5 separate regions of the Homo sapiens genome follow, and all the other regions are linked to region 4. Evidence: chromatin contacts called from ENCODE Hi-C or POLR2A ChIA-PET data. All regions are on one chromosome and are shown on one strand. The core of a region is the stretch at or near the end of the contact, and the rest is flanking DNA. Distances in the headings are between cores, read along the strand shown. Region 1 overlaps DLGAP4 (DLG associated protein 4). Region 2 holds the start of MYL9 (myosin light chain 9). Region 3 holds the start of RAB5IF (RAB5 interacting factor). Region 4 holds the start of AAR2 (AAR2 splicing factor). Region 5 holds the start of NDRG3 (NDRG family member 3).

Region 1 (2,700 bases), core at 184-2,683, 260 kb after region 4:
TACTAAAGTGTTGGGAGCCTTTGCTATATGGCCAAATAATCTGGGTTTTTGGCAACTGAGGGTTTTTGTAGTGATAATGAGGTTTATTTTCTCTTTCAACAAATTATTGAGAGCCTTTGTGCTTGAGGCATAACCCCAATCCTGGCATGTGGCATGATTTGTCAGGACAGAGTTCCCTCAATTGCCCCAGGCCTGTAGCTGTCAGTTGACTCCTCCAAGCCCGTGGACTGATGTGGTCAGTGCTCTGATGGAGATTCCCAGGTGGAAGAAGAGACGGCAGTCGGGAGGCTCTCAGAGGAAGAAATTCTGAAACTTGTGGGTAGCTGAGGGAAGCCTTCCAGGCAGAAGAACAGTATGTGTGAAGGCCCCAGCGGGGGAGGAAGTGGCCGGGGTGAGGTATTGGAAGAGGTGGGGGTGAGGTATTTCCTCACTATATTTCCTGCATTCACACATTTGAAATGAGAGCTCTCCTGTACAAGGTTAGGTCCCATCTCCCTGCTTCAGGGAGGCAATACTCAGAGCTGAGGGGTGCCTGTCCCCCAGGGAGCCCCTGAAGCCCCAAAATCTTGTATGCTAGACAACACCACTTATCTGGCTGTGGCCTGTGTGTGCCTCAGGAGACAGAGGATCCAAGATCAGCTCACTTTCCTCTTACCGAATCAGGCCTGGACTTGCTTTCTGGCTGGGTTACTTTCCCTCTGATGACTGGCTGCCTAGGCCAGGGCTCAGGGCGTCTGAGGGTGCTTAGTAGAACTCTGGGCCCAGCAGCTCTGAGAGAGAGGCTGGAGGGTCAGTCCTTTGTCCAGACCCTGACTGTGGGCAGTCCTGTTGTCTTCCATTGGGAAGAAGGTGTGCCTCTTCCCACCAGAACCTCGTGAATGCTGCATGCACACTCTTCATGGACAGTGTCATCCCTACCCCACAGATGGGAACAAGGACTCTGGTGTCACACAGCCTAAGCTAGGCTTAGTGCCCAGTTCTTGCTCCCCCATACTAACTGCTACCCTCCTAAGGGAGATATACTCCCTTAAACATTTTGAGCAAATTGAGGTTGGCTTCCGTTTTCTGATCTAGGGCAAAAAACCCCATTTGTTTGGGACTTTAGGTCAAACAAATCCATTCCTTTCCTGAAATCCTCAGTGAGTTAGTCCTGTCTCTGCTGGTGGCCATAGATTTCAAGAGTTGCTCTAAACAAACGTCCAGGTCTTGGTGGAAACTGTCCCTGGGCCAGTCAGAGAACCAGCCCAGACTCCCTGCCAGTGGCTGGGGAGTGGTAGAAATTTGGCTCGCCCCCCCATCCCCACCCTACCCACAGGCCCAGTTGTGTCTGTACCAGAAATGAGGAGTGATGCCAAGCCTAGGCCTGGCCCAGCCTTAGCTTCTGCAATGCAACCTATGTAATCACACCCATTTTACAAGGAGGAAACTGGGGCCATACAACAGGTCAGTGACAAGAGCTGGGACCTGAACTCAGGCTAGTCTGGTTCCACACTGCCCCCTGGCTTCTGGACCCTTACCACCAAAATGACTCTGAAACTAGAGAATTTCAGGATTTCAGACATCAGTGGAGAGGGCATTCGCAGAGGGGATCTTCCCTGCAGTCACAGTGATGGGAGGCTCCACACCCATCCTTGAGGGAGAAGATGAATGGGGCAGTGCTTTGAGTTTGTCAGGGGCTGTGTGAATGCAGTATGCTGTGACCCAGTGAGAATCCCTCCCGCCCTTCCGGAACAGAGGAGAGTTCTGAGAAGCCCAGAGGGCAAGCAGGAGCCTGGAAGCCAGGCCTCTGCCTCCGTCGAGGCCCTTTCTACTCCCACAGTCAGATTTTGGTTTGTTGTGCCCCTGCAGACTGGTCCCAGGGCCCAGCAGGATGCTGTAGGGATGTGGTGATGAGTGAAGGCCCCAAACACCGGCAGCCCAGCCCAGCCCAGCCCAGCGAGGAGGGGCCCAAGGCCTGGAGAGCAGAGTGAGGTGGCTGTGCCGTGGAGCAGATGCGGCTGCTGCTTACTCCTGCAACTTTGAGCAAGTTGTATAACCTTCCTGAGCTTCACGTGCCCCACCTGCAAAGTGGGCATAGTCACGATCTCCACCTCACAGGCTCTGAGGCTTACGTTAGAAAGCCGCAAAGCTGCTGAGCACAGCTTAGTAAATGACCCAGCTTTTGGCCCGCAGCCTGTGCCTTGTGGCCAGCTGAACGCAGTTGCTCCTCTTCGCTGAGCAGGCGTGTCCCTCCTCTCTCAGGATGATGTGTTGGAGAGCCATTCTTCTTTTGACCTGAGCCCTGCCTCCTGCCTCCCTGCTGCCTTTCTTCTGGCCCAGAGAGGTAGCTGTCCTTCTGCCTGTACACTGCTCTTAGGTTGGTAACCAGAGATGCAGGTGTCTGTCTGGGGGATCTCTGAGTTTTCTCAAGGCCTGAGCAGGACTGGGACATTTCAAACAGACGAGTAGGAAGTGAGTGCTCCTGGCTTGGAACTCAGAGCACTTTGTGGCCTCTGGACTAGGCTGGGCACAAGGCACAGCATCCAGTTCCCTGGGCTTAACATCGTGGCATGTGTTACTTTCAAAGAACTCACTGCAGAGCTGTTTCTCTGCTGATGAGGGCTCCTGGCTTTTCTGGAATCCACTAGAAGGCCTTGGTTTCATAGATGTCTATTGGATGAACAGATGGATTATTTTAAATTAAATTTTATTTTTAGATAA
Region 2 (2,700 bases), core at 83-2,582, 310 kb after region 4:
AATAAATATAAATGTATGTACATGTATTATATATATGTATATGTATATGGAAAGCAAGAAGAAAATATAATAAAACCCAATGGTAACAAATGGAGAATCTAGATGAAGCTATACAGGGTTCTTTGCACAGTTCTTCTAACTTTATCCTAAGTCTGAAATCATTTCAAAATAAAGTTTTTAAAAATTAATCTGTCCAAAATAGAGTTTCTTATCCCCAAACTGCTCCACACAGCAAACCCATCATAGAAAATGGCAGCTCTTTCTCGTTGCTCACATCAAAACTCTGAGAGTCCACCCTAACTCTTTTCTTTCACACCCATTCCCATGCCCCAGCAGATCCTACCGGCTGCACCTCGGAAATAGTTTTAGCACTTGTCCCTCGGCCTCCCCGCTAGTCCGGATCAGCCTGATCCTTGCTGGGTCGCTCCTCACAGGTCCCCTGCTCGTGGACTCGGCCCCCTCTGCGCTATTTTCAACACATCACCCAGAAGGATTCCGTCAAAACCCAAGCCAGGTCGTCACCCCCTGCTCGGAACCCTCCGACACCCCACATGGCCTACAGGGAGCCACAGAGGGGTCCCTGCTGCTTCTCAGCCCCTCCGGCTCCCGCCCCCATCCTCCTGACCTCCTGCTGCCGGCGACCCCAAGCCCGGGAGCCCTCACGGCGGGGCGCACCCCTGCACCTCCTGTCTGCCCAATGTCACTGCCCAGAGCACCCTGCGGAACAGCCCACGCTCCCCCCAGGTCCCCTTCTCCTTTGAGGCCCCAGGCCGCGGAGCTACTTGTTCATCGTGTTTCCCTCCACGAAACCAGTGCTTCCCGAGTGGTTCCTTCAACCCCGCTCTGGCGGGCGACCGCTGATGTGGACAGAGCGAGTCACCGGGCGTAGGGGTCCCTGGGAGCCCCCCCACCCACCGCCTCTGCCCTCCCCACGTCGAGAGCCGTTGCCCGTCAGGGGAAGCTGCACTCCCACGGCCCATACAAGTGGGAGGCCTCTGGGGAAGCGGCCCTGGACATTCCGTTTGCCTCTCTGGAGGGGAAGGGGTGGCCCAGAGCGAACCCCCACACCCCCTCTCCCATTGCCTGCTCACCCCATCACCTCCCCTCCCTACAAGGCCCTCTGTGCAGCCCGGGCTGGCACAGCAAGGAAGGGGGGCTCACCCCAGAGCGCCCCCGCCTGCCAGCCCGTGGGTCGAGGCCAAATAAGGCCGGACGGCAGCCGAGGGCCCCCGCACCCCGCCCGCGGCCCCGCCCCGCGCACATTCTTCTGCCTTGTAAGGCCCGGCCGCCACGCCCCGCCCCCGCCTGGAGTCCAGACCCGACGGCCGGCCCAGTTCCACGCACCCAGCGAGCCCAAGCGCCTTCTCCGCACCAGGTGGGATCCGGGGCCCCGGGGGTCTTGAGGACAGGCCTAACGGCCCAGGGCTGGAGATGAGAGGTGGCCCGGGCCCGACCCGGCTGTCACGGGGGGCAAAGGCGGGCCCCACGGACTGGGACGTGGTAGGGTCTGTTGGGCACGGACTGAGGGGTGAGCTGGGGCAGCGAGTTTGCTGGGGGCCGACAGGGACTCTGGCCAGGGGCCGGGCAGCAGGAAGGCTGTTCTGGCCTCTGAGAAGCAGTGGTCCTGCGGCAAGGGAAGGCCATCGTCCAGGCCCTGCCCCTTTGCTGAGGAGCTGGAGATGCCAAGCCCAGAGCTCCGGGGGGGGCTGGGGAGCCCGGGTACAAGGGTGCTGGGGAGAGGGTTGCAGTCGTCAGTTCCCCCTGGCCCAGTAAAGGCATGTGTGTCACAGATGGAGAAACAGCCCTGTGGGACTCCACGCCCCCACAGCATCTGTGTCCCCTCCCCATCTCCCATCCCTACACCCTGGGCCAGGGGAAAGGGACCGAGACCAGGGGGCCCTTCCGACACAGCCAGTGCTGTATGCAGGGACCCGGGCCTTCCCCTCTCTGGGTCATCTCGCCTGTGGGTGGGGAAGGTCTGCGGAGGGCCCTGATGGACTCACCCCTAGGGGGCAGGACGAGGACTAGTGGCTGGGAGAACCTGATCCCTGCTCTTCCCAGCCCTCCAGCTGCTCTAAGGAGGAGACTCAGATGAGGTGCACTGAGAAGGAGGCATCTGGCCTGCCCAGCTCCAGGGGCTGGAGGTCATGGGGGCACTGCCCTGTGCTGGCTTCAGCCCAGCCTTTTCTGTTATGGTGGGAATCTGGACACCAGGATGGGGGACATGGCATCCAGTCACATCCAGGCCAAGTATCAGTGCTGACCCCTGGTGTCTAGGGCACCTGAAGGGGGAAGCGATGGCCTCAGAACTAAAGGCCCCACCCATGCCTGCCCCTCGCCCCTCCACCAGTTCTAGAAGGCGCCTCTGGATACACAGAGCCCTTTCCCACTCCACTGCCACAGGCCCGCCTGAGGACTGGGGCTCCCTGTTTTGTTCAAGCCTCGAGGGCACCAGCAGCCAAGTTTGCTCTCCACTGACCCAAACCTAGCCCAGGAATCCTGTCTTCCAGGTGGCCCCTCCCCCTCTCATGGGCACTCCACTCCCCTTCTGGGGCCTCTTTTCCTAGCTGCACCATGGGGGCACCCCTGCCTCCGCTCACCACTTCCCACAATTGCTGGGGTGGACATGGCGGCCTTGTGCAAGCCCTTAAGTACAGTGCTCCCAGCCACACCACAGCAGAGAGTGCAGACCGGGTGGCC
Region 3 (2,700 bases), core at 25-2,524, 370 kb after region 4:
GACCTGTTTAAAAAAAAAAAAGATACTCTCAGCTTTAAAGTTTAACGGTTAAGAGCACAGATTCTGGAGTCAGACACACCCAGGTACCAGATACATTACTTGTCTTTATAAATCCACTGTCCAGAGGCCGGGTGAGGTGGCTCACGCCTGTAATCCTAGCACTTTGGGAGGCCAAGATGGGCGGATTGCCTGAGCTCAGGAGTTCGAGACCAGCCTGGGCAACATAGTGAAACCCCCGTCTCTACTAAAATACAAAAAAAACTAGTGGAGCGTGGTAGTGGGCGCCTGTGATCCCAGCTACGTGGGAGGCTGAGGCACGAGAATCGCTTGAACCCGGGAGGTGGAGGTTGCAGTGAGCAGAGACCGTGCCGTCTCAAAAAAAAAAAAAAAAAAAAATCCACTGTCCAGAAGGGATGTGCCTTGGTCTCTGGACTTACCAGCACAGTGAGCCTGGCACCACCTGGAGGGCCACCGGAAGGAGCCCCATCCCCAGGGGTTCTGAGTCAGTAGGCGTGGAATGGGGGCCGAGAACCTGCGCCTCTACCCAGTTCCCAGGCGATACGGCCGCTGCTGATCCGGAAGCTCACTTTGTGAACCACTGACGCAGCACATGGTGAGGACGCTGTATGTGAACACTCAGATATCCTGATACCTAACCCAATCCTTGTATTTGCCGCCCAGGAGTCCCCGGTTGGGTCCACCTTGCTATACGGCCTCAGAATCTCATTTCCTCTTTTGGGGTCTCAGGGCTCTCGTGTGCCAAAAGAGGGTGCTGGGCAAGATGAAATGGTTAGTTATTACAGAAGAGTTAACATCTTCAACAAGGCCCTACAGAACTTGCAGGGTTAGGGGAGAAAATAAGCGGGCTAAATCCTGTGGGGCAGCTTGGAGCTACCCTGGAGCAAGGTCTGGGCTCAGCAGGCGAGTAGGTCGCAAGGAAAGGTAGAGCCGCTCCTGCCCCACTCGCTGCTCGAGGGGCAGCTGTGGCCGACTGGGCGACGCTGACGTCCAGCCTCGGTTTTCCCCTACCTCCTCGGTCTCCACAGCGCCTCCTGGCGCCCATGTCACCGTTCTACCAAGATTGTCCCTCCCCTCACACCTTACCGCGAGCCCGGCGGATGCTGACGTCATTTCCGCCACGAGTAGCGCGCTTGCGCCAAGGCGCCGGTCGCTGTTTCACTCGGATGGCTTCGCGGTCGCCGATTGGCTGCGTGAGCACGTCGGCGGGAGGGCGCGCGACACTGCACCGCCCCTCCCTTCGCGGCGCCTGCTCTGTAGAGCCGGCGGAACCGGGTAGCTTGGCCAGGTTGTGAGGAACCGCAGCGCGCCGCAGGACCGGGCCGCTGAGCCTGCAGCCGCCCCGCGCCGTGACCTGCGACCCTAGACCCCGACTCCCTTTGGCTCAGCCCGCGCGCCCCAGGCCCGGCCCGGGCGGCGCGACGGGAGGATGAGCGGCGGGCGGCGGAAGGAGGAGCCGCCTCAGCCGCAGCTGGCCAACGGGGCCCTCAAAGTCTCCGTCTGGAGTAAGGTGCTGCGGAGCGACGCGGCCTGGGAGGATAAGGTACGGTGGAGTCTGAACAGGGCGCGGGTGCGAGGAGTCGGCTGGGACTCGGGGAACGGAAGACTGGCGCGGGCCTGCCCTCGTCCTCGTTCCGGCACAATCGAGTAGGGCAGTGGGGCGGGTGGCCCAAGGGTGTCAGAGCAAACTTGGCGGGCACTGGGCGGACAGCTGGGCTTGGAGCTCCCCGAAGGGTGGCCTAAGGATGAAGCCCCCTAGTTATGCGGAATTGGCGAGGAGCGGGGAGAGGCGTTGTCATTCGCGGGCAGGGTTTGTGCCTGAACTGGGAAAGGGAGCTGAATTCGATTCGGCCTCCGCCTTTTATGTGCAGTAGGGTTTTGAGTAGGTTACTTGTTTCTTTCGAATTAAGTAGCACAAACATTAACAGTAACAGACTTCTGCTGAGAATGCTTTCTACGTGCCAGGTGCTCTGCAAGCGGAATCTCGTTTAACTCAGAATAACTCTGAAGTGGGGTACTGTGGTACATTAAAGCCTTTTGCACATAGTGAGGCTCGCTAATCTTGAGCTGCTGTTGCTTGTTGAATGTAAAGGACCGAATACTTTGATAAGCATGAGTCAAGAGGGGAGACTGAGACCACCCGCTGGGTGAGTGTGAGGTGTGGGGGTGGAGAAACGCCACCAGATATGTGCGAGAATTGGTTGGGACTTCAGAACGTTCTTACTCGTCCCATTCGGAGGATGCTTCGTAACTCTGCTCCATGATCTGGAAGGGGCCATCACAAACAGCTTGATTCCAGGTAGCTTGAAAAGCGTATTATATTTGCAGTCATTTCTTGGTTTTCTGGGCTGCCGAAGTGGATTTTCCTTCCTGAAGTTCCTGTAAAGGGGGATGGGAGGCACTTCCTGAAGGTGCCCTTGTTCTGCCCCCAGCCCTGCCCAGCTCTTGCAAAACCTGCAGTCTCTAATCTGCTGTGTCATTTCTTTCTTTTCTTGTATAAGGACTGGTTTCTGGAATCTAGGGCAGATCAGAAACCTGAGTCGTCTGTGTTCTTCCATTAAACTTAAATATAGTGGCACCTGCCTCCAGCATTTATGGTTCTAATCCGTATGTGCGGCCAGTAGCACAATTATTATCACAGTCATTTCATTACAGGCCATATTATATATGCACCTCTAGAAT
Region 4 (2,804 bases), core at 116-2,615:
GGGCCCGGTCTAGTCTGCAACCCACTAAGAGATAAATTTTGACCGAGACAGATTGGCGTGTCCAGCTGTCACTGAGGAAATGTGACAGACAAGCTAAGGAGCAGCAGCACAAGAGATAAGAACAGACAGCCCTTGGTTTGCATTCTAGCTCTGCCATTCTCTGGCTGTGTAACATCTCTTTGAACCTCAGTTTTCTCTTCTGCAAATTGGGAATACACATACCTTACAAGGGTTAGTGCAAGGATTATAAATACCCAAGTGGGCCGGGCACGGTGGCTCATGCCTGTAATCCCAGCACTTTGAGAGGCCAAGGTGGGCAGATCACCTGAGGTCAGGAGTTCGAAACCAGCCTGGCCAACAAGATGAAACCCCGTCTCTACTAAAAATACAAAAATTAGCCAGGCACGGTGGTGGGCGCCTGTAATCCCAGCTACTTGGGAGGCTGAGGCAGGAGAATGGCTTGAACCCAGGAGGTGGAGGTTGCAGTGAGCCGAGATAGCGCCATTGCACTCCAGCCTGGGTGACAGAGTGAGATTGCGTCTCAAAAAAAGAAATACCCAAGTGGCCTGCCCTAAAATCACATAAGCCAATTCTTGGCAATAAATCACTTAATATAGATCTCCTACTGGCTCTGTATCTTTGGTGGAACCCTGATTAATAGTGCAGGGTTAGACCCACAAATAGTTATTTATTAATACCAAATTATCATCATTATTAATTAAATGCATAATATATGTACTCAGCTGAGCTTTTGTGCCTGGCTTTGTGCTCGGTTCCAGGGAAACAGTGAGGAACAAGACAGGCAGATTCCTTCCCTAGTGCGTTGATAGCCTGACTGAGATGTTAGGACTTGGCCTGCAGGAAGGACACGGGGTGATAATGGCCAGAGGGACTGAGGTGGCGACCGCTGCTGCTGCAGCAGCGGAGGCTGACGCTGGTTCTCTCTGGGCTGGTGGCTGGGTTTCTGAGGCTCTCCCCGAGGGCTGAGTGTGACTGGAAGCTGAGACACTGTGACCGGGATAGAGACTGGCTGACAAAGACAGTGACCGAGCGCCTGACTGGCTACTTCTGAATAGTAGCCACTGGTACAAGCCTTGGCTGTGCTTTAGTGACCATGACTGCTTGAGCCCAAAGTAAGATGGCTGGTGGCTGTGTTTCTGGACGGGGATATAAAATGCATAGGTTAATGAAAGTTGTTCACAATTCAGAAGCTAAAACGAGAAACTAAGAATAACAAAAGGCAACCTTGCATCCGGCGGAACCTGCAGGCACGGGCCATTCTTCCCGCGACCCAGGGCTCTGCCGGACCGCTTCCCCCGTCGCTCCAGTCAGACGCCAAAGCTGGAGAACTTCCGGTGCGTTTCCGCTGTACCGGAACGTGGGGCGAGGCGGTGAGTGTGGCCTCCTGGCCTCTTTTTCCTTTCCTGATTCCTTGTGTATGTGTGGCTGGGCCGCCCCTCTTCTCGGCTCAGAGTCACGGAGTGCCTTGAACTAGGCCCACCTCGCCGGGGCGGCTGGTTCTCTGTTTGTGGGACGCTGGTGTCTCTGGAGGCCCTTCCTGAGAAGCCGTCGCCAGAGTTACGTCGCGGTTTTCTTAACTTTAGAGCCTGGGGGCCGGAGACCCTGATTGCACTCGACCTGGCTCTGCCCTACTCTCTGCGTGACTTCCAGTAAGGTCTTTCCCCGAACTGAGGCTTTGTTTCTCGTTTACAAAATGGATATCATACTTGTATTAAATAAATGTTTACTAAGCGTTGAATCTGTGCTAGGGATACAGCAGGACTCAAGTCTCGTGGCGATGACAGCCTTCAATCAAACATCCAAAACTGCAGTTGTGATCATTGAGACGGAAAGGTACAAGGCACCCCAGATTATATCACAGGAGACCTGACCTAGCCCCAGGGCAAGGAACCTTTACTGAGGAGGTGAATATTGAGCTGAGATCAGAAAAAAGGATTTGACAAAGTGGGGAGGGAAGAGTTTTCTATATGGAGACAGCCTCCAATTTCAGGTTCTGAAAGAGGCCGTTGTGGCTGGAACAGAGAGCTTGTGGGGGACCATTGTGTGACACAAGCTAAAGGGGTTGCCAGGAGTCAGACCGTGCAGGCTTTGTAGGTAATAGGAAGAATTCTGGTTTTTCAAGAACCATATGGGAAACCACTCAGAAGCTGACATGGGTGGTGTTGTGATTAGATTGGCATTTTGAAAAGGTTACTGCTGTTGAATGGAGAATGGGTTGAGGAGCAAGCACTCTGAGTGAGGGACGATGGTAGCTTGGATTAGGGAGGTGGTGGAGAGAAGTGGATGGATGTGACTTTAGGTGTTCCAGGACTGTGAGGAACTCACAGAGCTGTCAGTGACAGGGGCTGGTAGACTGCAGAGTTCTATGCATATTTAATAAACGTTTTCCTAGCATCTCCTCTGTGCTAGGCCCTGTGCCAGCTGCTGGAGATATAGTGAATAGAATTACAGACTGGTGGAATTAGCATGAAAGAAACGTCATTATCAAGGAGGAGCACACAGATGTCACAAGGGAAAATGGCTAATTGATGAGCTGTTATTGTAAATGGAATATCTGTTCATTCAGCAAATATTAAATACTTTCTGAATTCAGGATTACAAATAGGAAGATGATACGTATTATTATTATTATTATTATTATTATTATTATTATTATTATTATTATTTTGAGACGGAATTCGCTCAGACCCCCAGGCTGGAGTGCAGTGGTGTGATCTCAGCTCACTGCAACCTCTGCCTCCCAGGTTCAAGCAATTCTTCTGCCTCAGCTTCTCAAGTAGCTG
Region 5 (2,700 bases), core at 13-2,512, 510 kb after region 4:
AAAGCCCCGGAATGAGGTGAGTGCTAGCCAAATCTGCTCTGTCACCTCCAAGTCCAGCCCGCCCAGCTAGCCCAGTCAGCCCAGTCCTGCTCTCTTGGCAGGAAAGGAAGGCTAATAATATCCCCTGAGGGCCAGGGTAAGGGGGGGGGGGGGCGCGGCGGGGGTGATCTGGATGCCAGCAGGCAAGGATCACTCTTGTTCTGTCAGTAAGCCACCAAAGGAAAGCTTCCCTGCTTCCTAATCCACGGGGCTCCTAGTCTACCTGTGATAGGGAGGCCAGCTCTGCAGGAAGAAAAAAAGGGCTTCATGACAAGGAAGGGGGAAGCATTTGGATTGGGAAGTGCAGAGGTGGTTATGCGAGGTTATCTTAATAAAATGCTTAGCAAGATCCCTGGCACACAGCGAGCGGTGGAAGAACGTTAGCTCTTATATTAATAACACTATTATTATTACAGTAACACCTCAATTGTACTCCGACAACAAGAAAATCTTTTTTGTGCAGCCTACTTTTACGACGTTCGAGAGCAACTTCAGAGATGACAAGTGATTTCAAAATTTTTTCAAAGGTACGAGATCAAATTCCAACCGCACTGGCCTGAGAGCCCGAGACCCTGAGTTGAGAGCTGACCCTGCCACTTGTCAGCTGCGTGACCTTGGGCATGGCACTTCACCTTTCCGTGCCTCAGTTTCCTCGGCTGTTAAGTGGGGCTAAGAAGCCTCTCCCCGGTAGGGTAGTCGTAGGGTCCCGTTAGAGGATGCCCTCTGCTGCTCTGGGGCCGGACGGGTGCAAGGGCTGCTCACGGCCCCTCTTCCAAGCATCTGGGCTCTTGGAGCGGGCGAGGTAGATGGATGAGCAACCCCAAGGCCCACCAAGCTCTGCCGCCTGCAGAGCCAGAGCGAGAGAAGGGTTCGCGCCTGCGGGGGGCGTCCCTGTGACCCAGGGTGTTGAGCCCGGAGGGAGGCTCTCTTGCTACCCACACGCTGTCGCCGGCGGGCTGGGCGCGGGGAGCGGCCGAGGAAAGCCGGGCTGACCTGGGTCCGGCGGGCGGGCGGGGCGGGGCAGAGGGCCCCGGGGGCACGGGGGAGGCAAGCAGCACGGGCCACCAGGGCCTCGCCGTGCCGCGGAGATGATGCGGGGAAGGAGCAGGGCAAAGGAGCGACGCCCCCGAATGCGGCGCCGCGCGCCCCCCGCGGGCCGGGCGGAGGCGCTCACTCACCTGAGGCGCGGGCACCCGCCGTCAGTGCAGCAGCAGCGGCGGCGGCGGCGGCGGCGGCGGCGGCGGCGGCGGCGGCGAGAGGGGCGGGGGAGGTGCTGCGGTCCGCGCAGGCGCGCCGAGGACGCCAGGGCGGCGCATGAGTGCTGTGCCCGTCCACCTCGGGAACTACCGAGAAGATGGTGGCTGAGCCAGGAGAGGCCGGCGGCGCCATCTTTGATGTAGTTTTTCTTGCTGCGGAGTTTCCTCAGAGAAGAATCTCAGATTTTGGAGGCGCTGGGCGGCAGGGCCATTGAGCTCTGCGTCTGGAGCGCTTCCCTCAGTTCCCTGAGTCGCATCCTTATGAAGCCCCTAAGAGCTCTTGCAGGGTATGGCATCCTCCTTTTAAGGTGACCTAGAGCCATACCCAAGGTCACAGGGCGCCTAGCACAGTGCTCGGCACGTGGAAAGAGCTTAGTAAATTTTTGGTGAATGAACATAGTAATTTAAGAACTAGAGTCCAAGACTCAGGGCTCCGAATTACCAGTCCTCCATTGTATCACCCCTATTACAACCGTCAGCCAAATCATCTACTTTCTTGAATGCAACATTAGAGATGGAATTTTTTTTCCCAGAATGATTGCAGATATTAAACTTAATGACCCAACAATTTAACACCAAAATGTACAGGACACACTCTTCCTCTATTTATTATCTATTATTTCTTTACCATTAAGTACCACTGACTAAAAGTTTTTTTGTTTTGTTTTGTTTTGTTTTTTGAGACGGAGTCTCACTCTGTCGCCAGGCTGGAGTGCACTAGCGCGATCTCGGCTCACTGCAACCTCTGCCTCCTGGGTTCAAGCGATTCTCCTGCCTCAGCCTCCCGAGTAGCTGGCACTGTAGGCGTGTGCCACCGGGCCTGGCTAATTTTTCTATTATTAGTAGAGACGGGTTTTCACCGTGTTGGCCAGGATGGTCTCGATCTCTTGACCTCGTCATCTGCCCGCCTCGGCCTCCCAAAGTGCTGGGATTACAGGTGTGTGAGCCACCACGCCCTTTTAACCCGAGCCAGTGTCGCCATCTCGGCTCAGGTTCCCAAGTCCCTCAGCCTCCCAAGTAGCTGGGACTAGAGGCGGGCGCCACCATGCCTGGGTAATTTTTGTATTTTTTTTTTTTTAGTAGAGATGGGGTTTCACCATGTTGGCCAAGCTGGTCTCAAACTCCTGACCTCAAGCAATCCGCCTGCTTCTGCGTCCCAAAGTGCTGGGATTACAGGTGTGAGCCACCACGCCCGGCCACTAAAAGCATATTCTTTTAATTAAGGCAAACTGAACAAATGAATATTACCAAACATCTCAGAGGGCAGCAATAATATTGTTATTCATCAAGCACAATTCTTGAACTGAATTTAGTTGGAAGGAAAACTAACATTAATTGAGCACAGCCATTTATTTTATGGTTTATGTTCGTTAACATTTACTGAATTCAAATTAGTTCTAGTTCA

What was found. A loop is a pair of places that touch in the nucleus more often than their neighbours do. ChIA-PET counts read pairs that join two places held with the same protein, here RNA polymerase II (POLR2A). Pooled maps may share reads with other maps.
Region 1: a map of CD4-positive, alpha-beta memory T cell shows a loop between it and region 4 (7-fold over the local background). The contact joins the enhancer-like site here to the promoter of AAR2 in region 4. A Hi-C loop is called at or near these places in 1 of 168 maps with a recorded cell type or tissue (CD4-positive, alpha-beta memory T cell) and 6 of 50 pooled maps. POLR2A ChIA-PET finds 5 or more read pairs at or near these places in 3 of 52 experiments (GM12878, H1 and activated B cell).
Region 2: a pooled map shows a loop between it and region 4 (2.7-fold over the local background). The contact joins the promoter of MYL9 here to the promoter of AAR2 in region 4. A Hi-C loop is called at or near these places in 4 of 50 pooled maps.
Region 3: a map of gastrocnemius medialis shows a loop between it and region 4 (22-fold over the local background). The contact joins the promoter of RAB5IF here to the promoter of AAR2 in region 4. A Hi-C loop is called at or near these places in 2 of 168 maps with a recorded cell type or tissue (ascending aorta and gastrocnemius medialis), 5 of 37 single-sample maps with no recorded cell type and 22 of 50 pooled maps. POLR2A ChIA-PET finds 5 or more read pairs at or near these places in 6 of 52 experiments (GM12878, MCF 10A, RWPE1 and 3 more).
Region 5: a loop to region 4 is called in a map of CD8-positive, alpha-beta T cell, with 3 times the contacts of the local background. The contact joins the promoter of NDRG3 here to the promoter of AAR2 in region 4. A Hi-C loop is called at or near these places in 1 of 168 maps with a recorded cell type or tissue (CD8-positive, alpha-beta T cell), 1 of 37 single-sample maps with no recorded cell type and 8 of 50 pooled maps. POLR2A ChIA-PET finds 5 or more read pairs at or near these places in 3 of 52 experiments (B cell, OCI-LY7 and PC-9).

What each region holds. Positions count from the first base shown.
Region 1 is chr20:36,491,743-36,494,442 of GRCh38, forward strand. The region is part of intron 7 of DLGAP4 (DLG associated protein 4); the gene reads left to right. Among named protein-coding and RNA genes, the nearest start is that of MYL9, 48 kb to the right of the region's middle. Within about 2 kb of position 1,434, at least 24 of the 41 ENCODE cell types and tissues checked have a DNase peak (open chromatin) inside an H3K27ac peak, as active enhancers do.
Region 2 is chr20:36,540,187-36,542,886 of GRCh38, forward strand. MYL9 (myosin light chain 9) reads left to right here and starts at 1,333. Exons shown (of 4, transcript NM_006097.5): 1 at 1,333-1,375. The region is part of intron 2 of DLGAP4-AS1 (DLGAP4 antisense RNA 1); the gene reads right to left. RefSeq lists a silencer at 1,154-1,353 and an enhancer at 2,134-2,700.
Region 3 is chr20:36,604,505-36,607,204 of GRCh38, forward strand. It overlaps RAB5IF (RAB5 interacting factor), which reads left to right and starts at 1,275. Exons shown (of 4, transcript NM_018840.5): 1 at 1,275-1,561. The coding sequence starts at 1,448. The region is part of intron 2 of TGIF2-RAB5IF (TGIF2-RAB5IF readthrough); the gene reads left to right. RefSeq lists enhancers at 149-198, 929-1,068, 2,420-2,700 and silencers at 190-589, 1,269-1,578.
Region 4 is chr20:36,235,113-36,237,916 of GRCh38, forward strand. AAR2 (AAR2 splicing factor) reads left to right here and starts at 1,366. Exons shown (of 4, transcript NM_001271874.2): 1 at 1,366-1,391. LOC105372602 (a long non-coding RNA gene) reads right to left here and starts at 1,354. Exons shown (of 3, transcript XR_936695.2): 1 at 1,246-1,354.
Region 5 is chr20:36,744,828-36,747,527 of GRCh38, forward strand. NDRG3 (NDRG family member 3) reads right to left here and starts at 1,263. Exons shown (of 16, transcript NM_032013.4): 1 at 1,218-1,263. RefSeq lists enhancers at 726-1,692, 1,417-1,516 and silencers at 887-1,076, 1,107-1,306.